Linked DNA regions of Homo sapiens: regions 2 and 3 are each linked to region 1. Evidence: chromatin loops called from intact Hi-C (ENCODE). Cell type or tissue: heart right ventricle. All regions are shown on one strand.

Region 1 (2,500 bases):
CGGGCTTCCCATGGCCCCCTGGCCCCAGGTTGCTCCCCGTGGTCCAGTGCACTACCTGCCTCACCCTGAGCTGGGGCCCCCTGGGCCTGCGGCATCTCCTCCCTCATTGCCAACAGCTCCTTACACACTCAGAGTGGCCTCCTTTTGTTCCTTTGTCCTGGTGATCGGGGAGAAGGCATTTAGACTCCCCCTACCCGCATGCCACAGGAGGAAGCTGGAGGCAGGCGTCTCGGAGGACGGGGGGACGTGGGTCTGGGGTCTGGGGCCTCAGTGCCGGACAGGGACAGCATGATGCAGGCTTCAGGCTTCAGCTGGGCCTCTGACAAGAGCCATGGGCCACAGGAGGAAGCACGTGGCGCCCTCCTGCACGTGAGCAGCTGGGAGGCTGCCCTTCCAGGCCTGTGGCTTAGGAGCCCGGAGCCTCCTGGAGCGCAGGGTCACATGTGTCTGAGCTTGAGGCCCCGACTTCAGAACCGAGGGGGCGCCGTCTGGATTGTGCGGTCGGTGAACTGCGGCTTCGGTTCTATCCTTTGTGGCCCTGCAGCCGCTTAATCCCCAGGTGTGTTCTGTTCTGCCTCATTCCCACAAGGTGTTGGGACCCAGCAGACACGGGTGCTGGCGATCACCACCGTGTCCATTTAGAGAGCTTTCCTGAGGCCCACAGTGTGCAGGCGGCAGCCATTGTGCGGGGACTGGGAGGGTTGTGGCCTCAGGCGGGGGCGGTAGCCAGCTCTTCCCTAGCACTACTTTGTGCGGGGACTGGGAGGGTCGTGGCCTCAGGCCGGGGCGGTAACCAGCTCTTCCCTAGCTGCTCCAGCACTTTATGTTTGTAAATTCATGGAGTCCTTGCGGCCACTGTGGGAATGGAGAGGGGTCATTATTTTCATTTCACAGCCGAGTGTCACATGGCCCAGATTGTCAGCCAGGACGTGGCCCAGCTGGGACTTGAACCCGGGAGGTCTGGCTCTGGGGCTGACTGTTAGTCTGCAGCCCTGTGTATTGCAGTGTAGACAGGAGGCTCAGCGCCTGCCCGGGCCAGGCAGCCACAGTCTGGAGACTGTGGCTGAGGGAGCCTCAGTGTTCTGTAGGGCACCTCGGGGCACCGGACATGCACGCACAGAACCAGGGCTGCAACCCCAGCACCGGCCTCTGTCGGTGGCAGCAACAGACATTTGGGCTGGGAGGCAGGCTTGGTGGTCAGCACCACACTCACAGGGGACCAGCTGTGCACCCACCTGGGCCCTCTGCAGCTTCAGGCTCCGATGGGGTGCCTGGGCCTGCTGCTGACGCCTCTGCTCTGCTCCCCGCAGCTTGCACGCGGACACCAGGTGGCGCTGTCGTCTATCAGCTATGTGGGCTGCTCCCTCTCCGTGCTCTGCCTGGTGGCCACGCTGGTCACCTTCGCCGTGCTGTCGTGAGTCCCCTTTTCTAATCCACCCAACAGTCTCTCGGCCCCTGCCTGCACCCAGATCTCAAGATGGAAGAGACACGGGAGAGGGGAGGGGCTGTGGAGGTAAGAGCACCAGGCTTAGCTGGAAAGGTCTGGAAAGGCCCCCAGCCCAGGCACAGGAATTCTGGTGGAACCCGAGCCAGGCAAAAGGGGATGGCCATGGGCCTGGGGACACCTCAGCCCTGTGCTCAGATATTCACTCTCGCTCCCACGTTCCTCAGCACAGGCGTGTGGTCGGCTTTGAGGGCCCGACTGTGCCCAAGAGAGATGAGAACATGCTTGGATGGGGGCTGGACAATAACCAAGTAAACAAAAGCGAGAACAAACATCTTCACTGTGATCACGCCACGAGGCAGCAGGGCAGAGAGCGAGGGGTGCAGCTAGGTCCCAGCAGTGGTCAGGAAGCTTACGCTGAGGGAGACATTTGGGCCGCCATGCGGGGACCTGGGAGAGGGTTTACTGCATGGGAACAGCTATGCAAAGGCCCCACAGCTGGAATAAGCTGGGGCTTTGAGAAGCAGGAACATGAGCTGGGAAAGAAAGGAACTCAGAGCAGAGCCATGGCCCAGGGTCAGACTGTGTAGGGCTGTGTGGGCATGGAAGGAGCTGGGGTCAGATCCAAGAGCAATAGGGAGCCATCGATGGTCCACAGCAGGGAGTGACAGCAACCCCTCTGGCTGCTCTTGGAGGAATGGATATAGGGACTTCGTGGGGCCAGGGAGCCCAGCCTGGGGGACTGGGTCGGCGCAGGGCCCAGGCCTCACACCCTGCCTCTGTCCTCAGCTCCGTGAGCACCATCCGGAACCAGCGCTACCACATCCACGCCAACCTGTCCTTCGCCGTGCTGGTGGCCCAGGTCCTGCTGCTCATTAGTTTCCGCCTCGAGCCGGGCACGGTGAGTGGGCGCAGCTCCGTGTTCCTGCGCTGTCCTTCCCTTGCCTCCTCGGATGTCACCGGGTGGCACCTTCTGCTAGCTTTTTCAACTCAAATTTCAGAACCCATCTCCCCAGACAACCAGGGCTGTGGTTTTCTCGGGGGAAGCAGAGATCG
Region 2 (2,500 bases), 350 kb after region 1:
AGGGGTTAAGAGCATGAGCTTTGGGGACAGGAGGTAGCCCTTGGTTTCATTTCCAACCAATCCTTATTACCTCTGTAATTATATACAAGTTCCTGAAGACCTCTCAGAACTTTTGTTTCTTCATCTGCAAAAGAAGGTCATTGTGATGATGTATTTTATGTAAAACACATAGCACAGAATATAACACATAGTAAGTCCTTAATAAATATTAAGCAAAAGAGGGAAAGATATTCTAACTTTATCCATAACTATCTCTGAATGTTTATAAACAGAGTCCCTAGGGAAATACAAGTGCTGCCTGAATATCTGTGTTTAAGTGTAAACCCATCTAAATAAAATCAATTAAACTGGAAGCAATATTTCATAAGGAAAAGACTAGAGGTTACAGCTCTTAGCCTGCCTGCTATTAACCATCTTTGGGATCTTACTTAATATAGGACTTCATCATCACGATGCAGTTTAAGAGACTGCTTCCTGAACTGTCTATTCCAGACTTATGCTGTGTCCTGGGGAGGTAAGAGGGCTTATACATTGCCCCTGCCCCAACTTCACTAGATCAAGATTTTTCTCACTGATGAAATGCATAGGTGGAAGGTGAGAAAGGTTTTACTAAGCTGATTTAAATTATTTTGATTTTAAAATTAAAATTATTGTGATTTTTATCATTTAATTATTTTGCCAGATGCATCTATTGGGTATTAATGTAATGAATCACAGTTAAAAGTTTTCCCAATTATCAAAAATAAATAAATAAATAAATAAATAAATAAATAAATAAATAAATAAAACAAAGAGCATTTGCAGTGAGAATGGGCTGCAGTAGGGTGAGCACTGATGGGAATTGAAGTCCACAAGCTGGCAGGTGGGGCCCTCGTCCCCGGGGCACATGGCATAGGGAAGCAGGAGAGGCGCCCAGGCCTTGTGGGCCTGAGGTTTATGTGACTGGGAGGGTGTTCCTGGGGAAGACACTACAAAATCACACAGAGTTGCAAGGGACCCTCTCACACTCTGCAGAGGCCCATGTGACACGGCAGGGACAGGAACTGCAAGCAGCTCCACTGCAGGAGCACCTGCCCCCCTTGTGGCCATGCAGGGCATACACAGCCCGGCCATGCAGCAGCTCCCAGCCACTCCTCACATGCCCACAGCAACTATCGCCTAAGGAAGAGACGTCTCCCGACCACAGTCACCAGGCCACACGCTCCCTCCAATGGCTCCCTTCCTTTCTGGGTCAAAGCCTGACACTCCCTGGCTCCTGCCCCCACCCCTGCCTCAACATCTGTGCCCAGCCCCACAGCTCCATCTGCTCCTTAAACCCCCGAGCTCCTTACCTGGACATCAATGTGGTGGGGAAGGCCAGCGAGGAGCCTTAGAGGACGTGACTTTTAAGCAGAATCCTTAAGAAAGAGTGGAACGTGGCCAGGTAGAAATCTGACGGAAGTGTCCAGCAAAGGCAGGCCCGAGTCCCAGGATCCCCGACGGTTAGGAGCTTGGTTGGCTGAGGACAGGTGTGGGCAGCTCCTGCTGAGGCAGGAGAGGTAGGCAGCGCCAGGCAGTCAGGGCCTATTAGGACGAGGACTCACCCAGCCTGAGGAGACTCTGAGGAAACGCGTGATGCAGACAGACTTAAAACTGTAAGAGGCCCCATGGCTGCTCTGGACAGGGAGGGTTGGCGGGACAAAGGCAGGTGGAGGCGCCACGGAGTCTGTTCATGGGGGTTCAGGAGAGAGTGATGAGGGTGGGCTGGCACCGAGGGGGCTCCTCCAAGGGAGGGTTATGAGAAATTCCCTTGGGGCCAAAGGGGATTGACATGTGGTCATGGGAAGGGCAGCCCGGAGACTCCCTCCTGAATAGTCACCAAGGTCCAGTTCCCTTGTGCATGGCGGAACCCAGGCCTGTGGGCGGCTCTTCCACCCCATGGGGTGGGGGCACAGGACAGGGAGGAAGCACTTTGGGGACCCCTCAGAGCCCCGGTTCAGCGAACCTCAGGAGCCCGCGCAACCCACAGCCCATTCTGGAAATGGTGGTATCCCACCCAGGGGCCCAGTGGGGAGGGGAGGTGGGCCAGGCTTTCCACTGTGCTCTCCTTGTCATCTGCAGCTGAGACTCCAGCCCAGCTCACTCCTGTGTCTTCTCGTCCTAATCTCTGACATGAGTACAGTAGGACTCACCCGACAGCAGGTGCTCTCAGATCCCTGCCCATTTCTGGCCAAAAGAGCCTTCAGGACAGCCCGGCAGTGCCAGGAATCGGGAAGCTCATGGGGACCGCAAGGTCTGGAGATGGGAGGGCAGGGGAATGTGTGTGTGTATGTGTGTCTGTGTGTCTGTGTACGTGTGTGTGTGTGTCTGTGTATGTATGTGTGTGCATATGTATGTGTATGTGTGTGTATATGTGTGTGTGTGTGTCCTTCCTGGAGCTTCTTAGTGTACCTGCAAATGCCTCCAAGAGCAACCCACGTGCCTGTCCTGGGCCTGTGGCCCTGATGCCCTTTCATCCATG
Region 3 (2,500 bases), 900 kb after region 1:
TGATAATGAGTACCTATTTCTCCTTAAGTTTCTGTCAGTTTTCATTTTATGTATTTTGAGACTATGTTAGTATGTGCATATATAGGTTTAGAATTGTTATCCTATTACGTCATCAGTTTTACTTGATTCTAGATAATTTTATCACATCTGTGTTCTATTTTATGAATTCTCTTTTAAGCTCTTCCTAGTCTTTTGTTAACCCATTGATTAAGTGTTAAATTCCAGTTACCAGTTTGTTTTAAGACATTCCCAATGGTTTTTTAGAAAACCTACATGAAATTTTAAAATTATCTCTTGCTCTGTATTCAGACTTTCAGTCATCTCTTTTATTTCTTCAAATATGAAATTTTATAATCTCTGCCTAATAATTGCATGGGTGATGTTTTTGCAGGTCTGATTCTGCTGTCGTTTATGAATCCTGGTTTCTGCTGATGGTACATTGTTTCCTAGCGTACTTTGTGATTTTTGACAATTTATTGGTGTAGGGACCAGCCCCACAGGGTCGGTGGGTTTCTTCCCACCGTGTGTGGAGACGAGAGATTGTGGAAATAAAGACACGAGACAAAGAGATAAAAGAAAAGACAGCTGGGCCCAGGGGACCACTCCCACCAAGACGCGGAGACTGGTAGTGGCCCCGAATGTCTGGCTGCGCTATTATTTATTGGATACAAAGCAAAAGGGGCAGGGTAAATAGTGTGAGTCATCTCCAATGATAGGTAGGGTCACGTGGGTTACGTGTCCACTGGACAGGGGGCCCTCCCCTGCCTGGCAGCCGAGGCAGAGAGAGAGAGACAGCTTACGCCATTATTTCTGCATATCAGAGACTTTTAGTACTTTCACTAATTTTGCTACTGTTATCTAAAAGGCAGAGCCACGTGTACAGGATGGAACATGAAAGCAGACTAGGAGTGTGACCACTGAAGCACAGCATCACAGGGAGACGGTTAGGCCTCCGGATAACTGTGCGTGGGCCTGACTGATGTCAGGGCCTCCACAAGAGGTGGAGGAGTAGAGTCTTCTCTAAACTCCCCACAAGGAAAGGGAGACTCCCTTTCCCGGTCCGCTAAGTAGCAGGTGTTTTTCCTTGACACTGAGGCTACAACAGGCGTCTTCCCAGATCCTGGCGTTACCGCTAGACCCAGGAGCCCTCTGGTGGCCCTGTCCGGGCATAACAGAAGGCTCGCACTCTTGTCTTCTGGTCACTCCTCACTATGTCTCCTCAGCTCCTATCTCTGTATGGGCTGGCTTTTCCTAGGTTATGATTATAGAGCGAGGATTATTATAATATTGGAATAAAGAGTAATTGCTACAAACTAGTGATTAATGATATTCGTATATAATCATGTCTATGATCTAGATCTAGTATAACTCTTGTTGTTTTATATATTTTATTACACTGGAACAGCTCGTGCCCTCGGTCTCTTGCCTCGGCACCTGGATGGCTTGCCGCCCACATATTGGAACTTCATTGTGGAAGTTACTTTAGGCCTGACAGTGAAGGAGTTTCCTCTAGAGAGAGTTTCTGTTAACTTCTGATCTGTGTTCTTTTGTAAAGCATGTCTCTTGTAAACAGCATATAGTTGGTCTTCTCTGCCCTACAGTTTATTCTAATGTCCCTATGTCTCTAAATTGGAGTGTTTAGTACATTTGTATTAAATTTAAGCCTGTTCTATTAATAATTGGGCCTAGATCTATCCTAATTTTAAAATTTATCTTGTATTTTCTCACCTGTTCTTTAGTCAATCTCTTTATGGTTAAAGCATCAGGCAAGTATTTACAAATTATTTCATTTCCTCTTCTCTGTTAGCTTTCTGTATTCTTGTTGTAGGGGCTATCTGATTATGGTGCGCATTCTTGACTTACTAGATATCCTATTAAATTAGCGCTGTATACTCTGTGGGGCAGAGTTTGGGAGCAGCCTTGCTGGGTGGTTGTGGCACAGGTCTCCTGTGAAGATGGTTTTCAGAAGGCTTGATGTAGCAGGCTGGAGGATGCCATTCCAGGCTGGTTCATTCTGCCAGCTGATGGGCTCTGGTTGCATGCTGAGGGCAGGCTGAGTGTCCTCCTGACCTGGGGCTGGTGTCCGAGAGCAAATATCCATGAGGGAGCAGGATAGACACTGTAGTATCTTTTGTAGCTGAGTCTTGGAAGTCACCTACGGTCATTCTCACATATGGTGGTCACACCGGTCAGGCCAGGTCAGTGTGGGAGAGACCAGGAGTGAACACCAGGAGGTGGGTTCCTGGGGATCCCATTGTCTTTATGGTGTCGAGCTGAATCCATGAGCAGAGCCTCTCATTGGGTCAAGGCTTCTTCATGGTCTTCAGGAACCTCTTAGAGCTTTCTTCACAGAGATGTGGAATTTTTGAAAGTTTAATTCTAAGTATATTTAGCTCTTCATGTCCATGGGTTTCAAATCCATGAATTTGATCAACTACAGATAGAAAATATTTACCAAAAACAAAACAAAGCAAAACAGTAAAAAATAAGAACACAGCTG

The links. Hi-C counts contacts between places; a loop is a spot of excess contacts. Peaks named below come from ENCODE experiments on the same cell type or tissue, not always from the same donor. Only the 100,000 strongest peaks of a DNase experiment are listed, where the experiment ranks them.
Region 2: it touches region 1 in a loop (2.7-fold over the local background); 30 of 110 quality-filtered maps call a loop at or near these places.
Region 3: it touches region 1 in a loop (4-fold over the local background); 19 of 110 quality-filtered maps call a loop at or near these places.

Annotation. Positions count from the first base shown.
Region 1 is chr12:131,103,521-131,106,020 of GRCh38, forward strand. ADGRD1 (adhesion G protein-coupled receptor D1) reads left to right here. Exons shown (of 25, transcript NM_198827.5): 16 at 1,311-1,414; 17 at 2,234-2,345. Among named protein-coding and RNA genes, the nearest start is that of LINC01257, 60 kb to the right of the region's middle. RefSeq lists an enhancer at 1,515-1,584. In heart right ventricle, CTCF peaks have their summits at 1,321 (motif pointing right) and 1,528; a DNase peak (open chromatin) is centred at 1,331; H3K27ac peaks cover 1,167 bases.
Region 2 is chr12:131,453,815-131,456,314 of GRCh38, forward strand. It overlaps a transcript of LOC101929974 not described here. Among named protein-coding and RNA genes, the nearest start is that of LINC02370, 110 kb to the left of the region's middle. RefSeq lists an enhancer at 858-1,363 and a silencer at 940-989. In heart right ventricle, a CTCF peak has its summit at 1,076; no DNase peak of the experiment used is centred here; H3K27me3 peaks cover 1,655 bases.
Region 3 is chr12:132,000,569-132,003,068 of GRCh38, forward strand. All of the region lies in intron 12 of EP400 (E1A binding protein p400), which reads left to right. Among named protein-coding and RNA genes, the nearest start is that of SNORA49, 29 kb to the right of the region's middle. In heart right ventricle, CTCF peaks have their summits at 1,158 (motif pointing left) and 1,364; a DNase peak (open chromatin) is centred at 1,133.